Linked DNA regions of Mus musculus: region 2 is linked to region 1. Evidence: chromatin contacts called from ENCODE Hi-C data. All regions are on one chromosome and are shown on one strand. Each heading gives the region's core, a stretch centred on a gene start or an enhancer-like site at or near the end of the contact. The rest is flanking DNA. Distances are from core to core; before and after follow the strand shown. Region 1 holds the start of Cdk8 (cyclin-dependent kinase 8). Region 2 holds the start of Hsph1 (heat shock 105kDa/110kDa protein 1).

Region 1 (2,928 bases), core at 137-2,636:
GGCATGTAAGGCCTATAGCAGACACATTCTTGCTTTACTATCAACGACCTATTTGATATTTCTGCCAATTTATCTGCCTGTGTGTATAAGCGTATTTTGTTTGTTTGTTTGTGTTTTCCGTGACAGGGTTTCTCTGTGTAGCCCTGGCTGTCGTGGAACTCACTCTGTAGACCAGGCTCGCCTCAAACTCAGAATCCTGCCTGCCTCTGCCTCCCAAGTGCTGGGATTAAAGGTGCGCGCCACCACGCCCGGCTATAAGCATTCTTGTGTATGCACAGATGTGTGCAAGTATAAGCATGAGTGCATACGTCTGGAGTCTAGAGGTTGATGTCTATCATGGAACCTTGAGAGCATACCATTTCAGTAAGGCTAGCCGGTCATCCTGCTGCAGAGATCCTGCCTTTTTTATTATTTATTTTATTTATTTATTTATTTATTTATTTTTTGTCTCCCTTGCTTTAGTATTACAGGCACACTTAAACATGTGTGGATTAAAAGCTTTTTTTTTTTCCTCTTTAAACAGGTGTCTTGGCTTTTTTGGTGGCAGACTGTTACCTGTAAGTTGATATAAATCTTTCCCTCGCCAAGTTATATGTGGACATGGTGTTTTATCACAGCAACAGAAATCAAATTACAACACGTGGCAAGCGTTCTAGCACTCTAACCCATCTCCCCAGTCCCCTTCACTAAGTTCCCCCCCCCACCGCCCCCCCCCCCCCCGTGGTATAAAGATGTCAAAGAAAGAAGAGAAATCTTAAATACAACCACGTAGTTTATTGTAGTATTTAGAAACAGGTTGAGGCTACGAAAGGAAAAACCTGGAGTCTTTGGGGTGGGGGTGGGGAGCAGTAATTGCCCTTTTCTAAATCCTGGAGTTCAGAAGTGACTTCAATACAAAATAACCGCCCCCCACCCCCCATCCCCCACGACCTAACAGGTGTCTTTTGCTAAGTTTATATGGGCTAAGTAAATTGGATTGTAGAGATGCGGCTTTGGGAAAAATAATCTCCATGCAGCAGAAACTCGTTGCGTGACGGACTACCAATCCCATCATGCAACGTTCTGAATTCGCGGCGTCGTGGTAAAGACTGCTTCTGCAGCCACCCGTGCACTTGAGCCTTGGAGTTTCTGGCCGCACTGGCGACTGGGTTAGTCCACGTGGTAAGTCTGTCAGCAGCTCCGCTCCGCGGCTGAGCGAGGCCCTTTCGCCTGCCGGCGTCAGAAGAGACGGCTGCCAGCTCCGGAGTCGCTCACAGGTGGGGCGGAGGCAGCGCGAGGCTTCGCGACGTTTTTACGACAGCGGCTGCCGTGTTCCGCGCTCGTCCTCTCTCTCCCTCCTCCTCCTCCTCGCCCTCCTCCTCCTCCTCCTTCTCCTCCTCCTCTCTCGGAGGAGCTACCGGCTGTTGTGTGGCGTCGCTGGTCTGTCCGGGCGGATGGCAGCCTGAGTGTTCGTGAGCGCGTGTGGGAGAAGGTGAGGCGCGGACGCGCGTGGGCGAGGAGCAGAGTCAGCCGTGGCCGCCCCGCGTCGCACCCGCAGCAGCACGCGCGGCCAACCGCGCGCGAGCCGGCGCCCCGGGAGCGCGGGGACAAGGGCGGACGCTGCTCCCCGCCCCCAGCGCGTCCCTCGGCTGTCGCGCGCCCGCGGGGACCGCCCGGCGCTCCCCTGGATGTCCCCGGCGCCCGCGCGGGGCCTCCTGCCGTCGCCTCGTGAGGCGGGCTGGTGCTGCGGCCGGCGGGTGTAGCTCGGGGGCTGCGGCTGCTGCGCGGCCCGGTCCCCACCGCGGCCCTCGGCCCCCCGCCCCAGCACCCCGGCCTTGGAGGCTGTGACAATGGACTATGACTTTAAAGTGAAGCTGAGCAGCGAGCGGGAGCGGGTCGAGGACCTGTTTGAATACGAGGGCTGCAAAGTTGGTCGAGGCACTTACGGGCACGTCTACAAGGCGAAGAGGAAAGATGGGTGAGTGTGGGTGTCGCTGCGGGTGTCCTCGAGGCTGGGAGGCAGGTGCCCGGCTCGGATGTCGGGGTCCCCACTTCCTCCAAGACTGCCTCTGTCCTGGCCAGCCTGCTTTGGGGAGGAAGTGGTGTCCCAGGAATCCAGACTCACAAGAAACCCTTCGTGCAAGAGGGAGACGGACCTTCTGTCTCGTGGGCAGTGTGTACCTTTTTTGCTTTTTCTTTTTTTGTGTGAATTTCTGTACAGAATAGTTTTCTTTTTTTTTAAAGAAGATGGTTATAAGATGCCCGTTTAAATAAATCTGTTCTTCTTTGGTTGATTTATCCGGTAACCTTTTGGGGACTAACTCATCTGGCTCTGGAGTGATATCCATCAGTCTGGAAGAGAAGCTCTGATCTTTTCCCCTTATCAGTTGTGATCAGTTGGTGGCCAAATTTGGATTTGATGGGAGAAAGAAGACATCGAGTAAATGTGGGTCTGTAGAGTTCCATGAAGGATCATCTGTAATGTAAATGTAGCAGTTGCTATTCAGGTATCATTAGCTGTGAGTTTTTATATAGAACAATGGGGATTTGGTGCAGAGTGGATGGTGTGTGGGGAAAAAAAGCAAGTGACAGATAGGGGCTATGTTGTGCAAGCTCTTAAAGCAGAATCTATCAGCTGCCAGTGAACTTTAATCCTTTTGCTTTAAATAGCCTCTTCTAGAAAGAAAAATCAAACCTATGGCTGGTGACACTCAGTTTTGCTTCATGGATTGAGTGAAGTGAACGGGCTCCATTCTCTTTCATCAGTAGATGATTGCGCTATGACATCGCCAGAAGGGAAAGGCCTTCTTAGTTTGGGAGAAAATATTTAATAATTTCCCATTTCCCTCTTGTACAAATAGATATTATCTCTGCCTTTGACACTAGGAAGTTATTGGGAAGATTATCATAGCTTATTATATAATTTTTTGTATTTATTAGAAACAGCTT
Region 2 (2,928 bases), core at 296-2,795, 3.4 Mb after region 1:
GATTCTGAGCTCAGAGGGACTAGACACTTGTAAGACTGGATTGTCTCATTTTCCATGCCAAACAACTGTAATAGAAATCAGTAGCCAACTCCATTTTCAACCGCATAGTTTGGCCAAGGGTAAAAAAACCACCTCAGTCAAAAATTCTGGTCAGCAACACAGCTACCCAAGCAGCTCTCCCTGTTCTCCTCTACACACCTTTTGTCTCTTTTTAGGCAGAGAGAGGAAGAAGCGCTTAGCATACAGGATGGGGGCAAGAAGGACTGGCAGCCTTCCTACTAATTGCCGAATCACAGAGCACCATGGCTTTGTGAGAGAGGGAGCCCATGCTTAGAAAGTAAGTTCCTAGCAAGGCTTTCTTCCTCCTATTCACTCATAAATGTTCCTCTAATAAGGTCGGAATGATTTTACCTTTGGGTTCGATGTTTAACATTTATTATCTTGGACTTTGCACATGGGGGGAAAAAGCCCTATAATGATTGCCTTAAAAAGCATACAGCTGTTGTCGGTGAAGGCACACGCAGGTCTAACTGCCTCTAATATGTAACCTTCAGAAACTAACCCCCTCAAAAAGTTGCTTTTTACCATGCTTCCGTTTACCCACCCACGTTGCTGCAGAATATTTAATTCCGAAGCAAAAAAATCCATCTTCCCCACTGAATTTTTTGCACAGCAGTGTGTTAAGCAACAACAATGTTAAATTTGTACTGCTTACTCTAAATGGTGTTAAAATAAACGAACTCTGGGTCTGGAAACTCTCACGGACGTTTTTCACAATGAGCTTTAAAAAGGACGCTTCCAAAAGGCGATTGGGGCACTAGGGCAATATTAACAAATCAGGAGTAGATGAGACGCAGAGACGGAGGATTCCTCCACCATAGCGTGTTTCTGTGGTCGCTAACAACAGTCCGCTCGCTCCCTAGGCAAGCAGCGGCGCACAGGCTCTGGAACCTTCTAGGTCATTTGGAGATTCACCATGCGGAGGAAAAGGCTCTGTTGCCCAGGCTCTGCCGAGATCCTAGCTGAGGTGGGAGCCGGTGCCAGCTTGAAGAAGCTGAGTGGGGAGTCGGGGGCGAGCCTGGAAGGCCAGCGGGACCAGGTGGTCGCGGGGTGTCACGGTTCCCGGAATCCCCGGACCCACCATCTCCCTCGGGAAGCAGCGAGCTCCAGCCCTCCCCGGCCACCCAGGCTCCTACTTACGGGGTGCAGCGGTCGCTGAACTCGTTGGCGATGGTCTCGATGCCCCCGGCCCGCGCCACCGCAATGTAGCAGCTCTGTGAGCCTACGTCTAGCCCAACCACCGACATGGCTGGCCCGGTCCGCCTCCGCCTCGGGTCCGCTGCGTGCTCGTCCTGCTCCCGACCAGTCGGGAAGATGCCTCCGGCTTACCCTGCAAGACTGCGCTCAGTCTCTGCCACCGCTCTCCGCCGCCCGCCTCTCTCACGCAGCCGCCGCCGCTCAGCTACCAATCCAAAAGGGGAGGTCCCAATCGCTCAGCCTTATGTAGCCTACTGAGGAGAACTTTCCAGAATCTGCAGCATTTTACTCACCGGCGCCTCCACGTGCCACTTCCGCTTCCTTCTTCTCGAGCCTTCGAGAAAGATTCTACCCAATGGACTGCTGGTCCCTCCGCGGGCGGCCTGAGTTGCCATGGTGACAGGGCAGCTGCTCGGGCGCCATTGGCTAAAACTGACCGAGCTTGCCCGGCCTCCATCCCGCCCTCCCCAGCCTGAGGGGCAGTTTTCGTTCCAGTTGACTCCAGTGAATAACCGGTCGGGAACTTCTGTCGCTTAAGTGGTGACTCCGGTGGCAGTGTCCGGCTCCCGACGCCGAAAAACTATTGAAAGGACGGAGAAAGAACACACTACTCCGGGACCCCAGGCCTCTCCGGTCACGAACTTGCTGTTGGCAGAGAGCATGTCGGGAAGCGTAGTCTGGCCGGGAGACCCTAGCGCCTTGCATGCTGGGAAACGCAGTCCAGTGGTGAGGCCTCGGTGCTTTGCATGCTAGGATATGTAGTCCAGCCCGTGGTGCGTGCCACGATCCTGCTTTGTCTTAAGGGCTCAGTAAAAAGAGGCCCAGCTGGCTGCTGCCGATTCGCGCTCTTTCTCTGGTGTATGCTTTGTTCTGTGTTCCGTTCTTGCTTGTTTTTTCAACAGCTAATGGATTGCGATTTAGGGGCGTCAGGATAAGCCGCAAACGCGGTTTATATTTTGTAGACATTTGTCCGCTGGCAAGATTGTTGCAGAATAAAACACAGAAGGGTTTTCTTCTTCTTCTTCTTCTTCTTCTTCTTCTTCTTCTTCTTCTTCTTCTTCTTCTTCTTCTTCTTCTTCTTCTTCTTCTTCTTCTTAAATGAAAACTTTTGATTGCTATGCAATTTGGGAAGCTGCTGGTGTTTTGCCGACAGGGTTTTGCATATTTTGGATACTAGTTTAAGCCGACTTTGTTTAACCCTGCCACTCCTAACCATAAGGTTATGATTTAATGTAATGGCTAATAATATGGTTTAATAAATGGGTGTATGGTTTATTCCTTGTTTAATCTAACCTTTCATTTTCTTTCCTTGGAAAGTAAGCTTAGGTTCCATGAAGAGAAAGCAGAGGTGGATGCTGCTGGCTCCTGCTTTCAATTCTTATGTACCGTTAAAAAAAACGTCAAAGTTTGCCTGAAAACCCCGTGTGTACCCTCTAGAATATGGAAATATGCACAATTAAAACGTGCGCTGCTAAATAAGTGTGTAATTGAATGAAGAGTTGGGGCCCAGGGTTAAAAACTAACTCCTGAAGTATGCCTCTTCCCGTAGGACAAGTGGGGTTGCTTAAATGGGAGCTTTCTATACAAATTGCAGAGTAAGTTTTATTCGTGGTGATTGATCGGCTTGCCACTTAAGTTATTTCACCTGCTAGCATAACTATTTAAAATGGG

What was found. Hi-C counts contacts between places; a loop is a spot of excess contacts on that map.
Region 2: a loop to region 1 is called in a map of heart, with 7 times the contacts of the local background. The contact joins the promoter of Hsph1 here to the promoter of Cdk8 in region 1. A Hi-C loop is called at or near these places in 2 of 37 maps with a recorded cell type or tissue (T-helper 17 cell and heart).

The regions. Positions count from the first base shown.
Region 1 is chr5:146,229,864-146,232,791 of GRCm38, forward strand. It overlaps Cdk8 (cyclin-dependent kinase 8), which reads left to right and starts at 1,387. Exons shown (of 13, transcript NM_153599.4): 1 at 1,387-1,957. The coding sequence starts at 1,830.
Region 2 is chr5:149,634,770-149,637,697 of GRCm38, forward strand. It overlaps Hsph1 (heat shock 105kDa/110kDa protein 1), which reads right to left and starts at 1,546. Exons shown (of 18, transcript NM_013559.2): 1 at 1,201-1,546. The coding sequence starts at 1,307.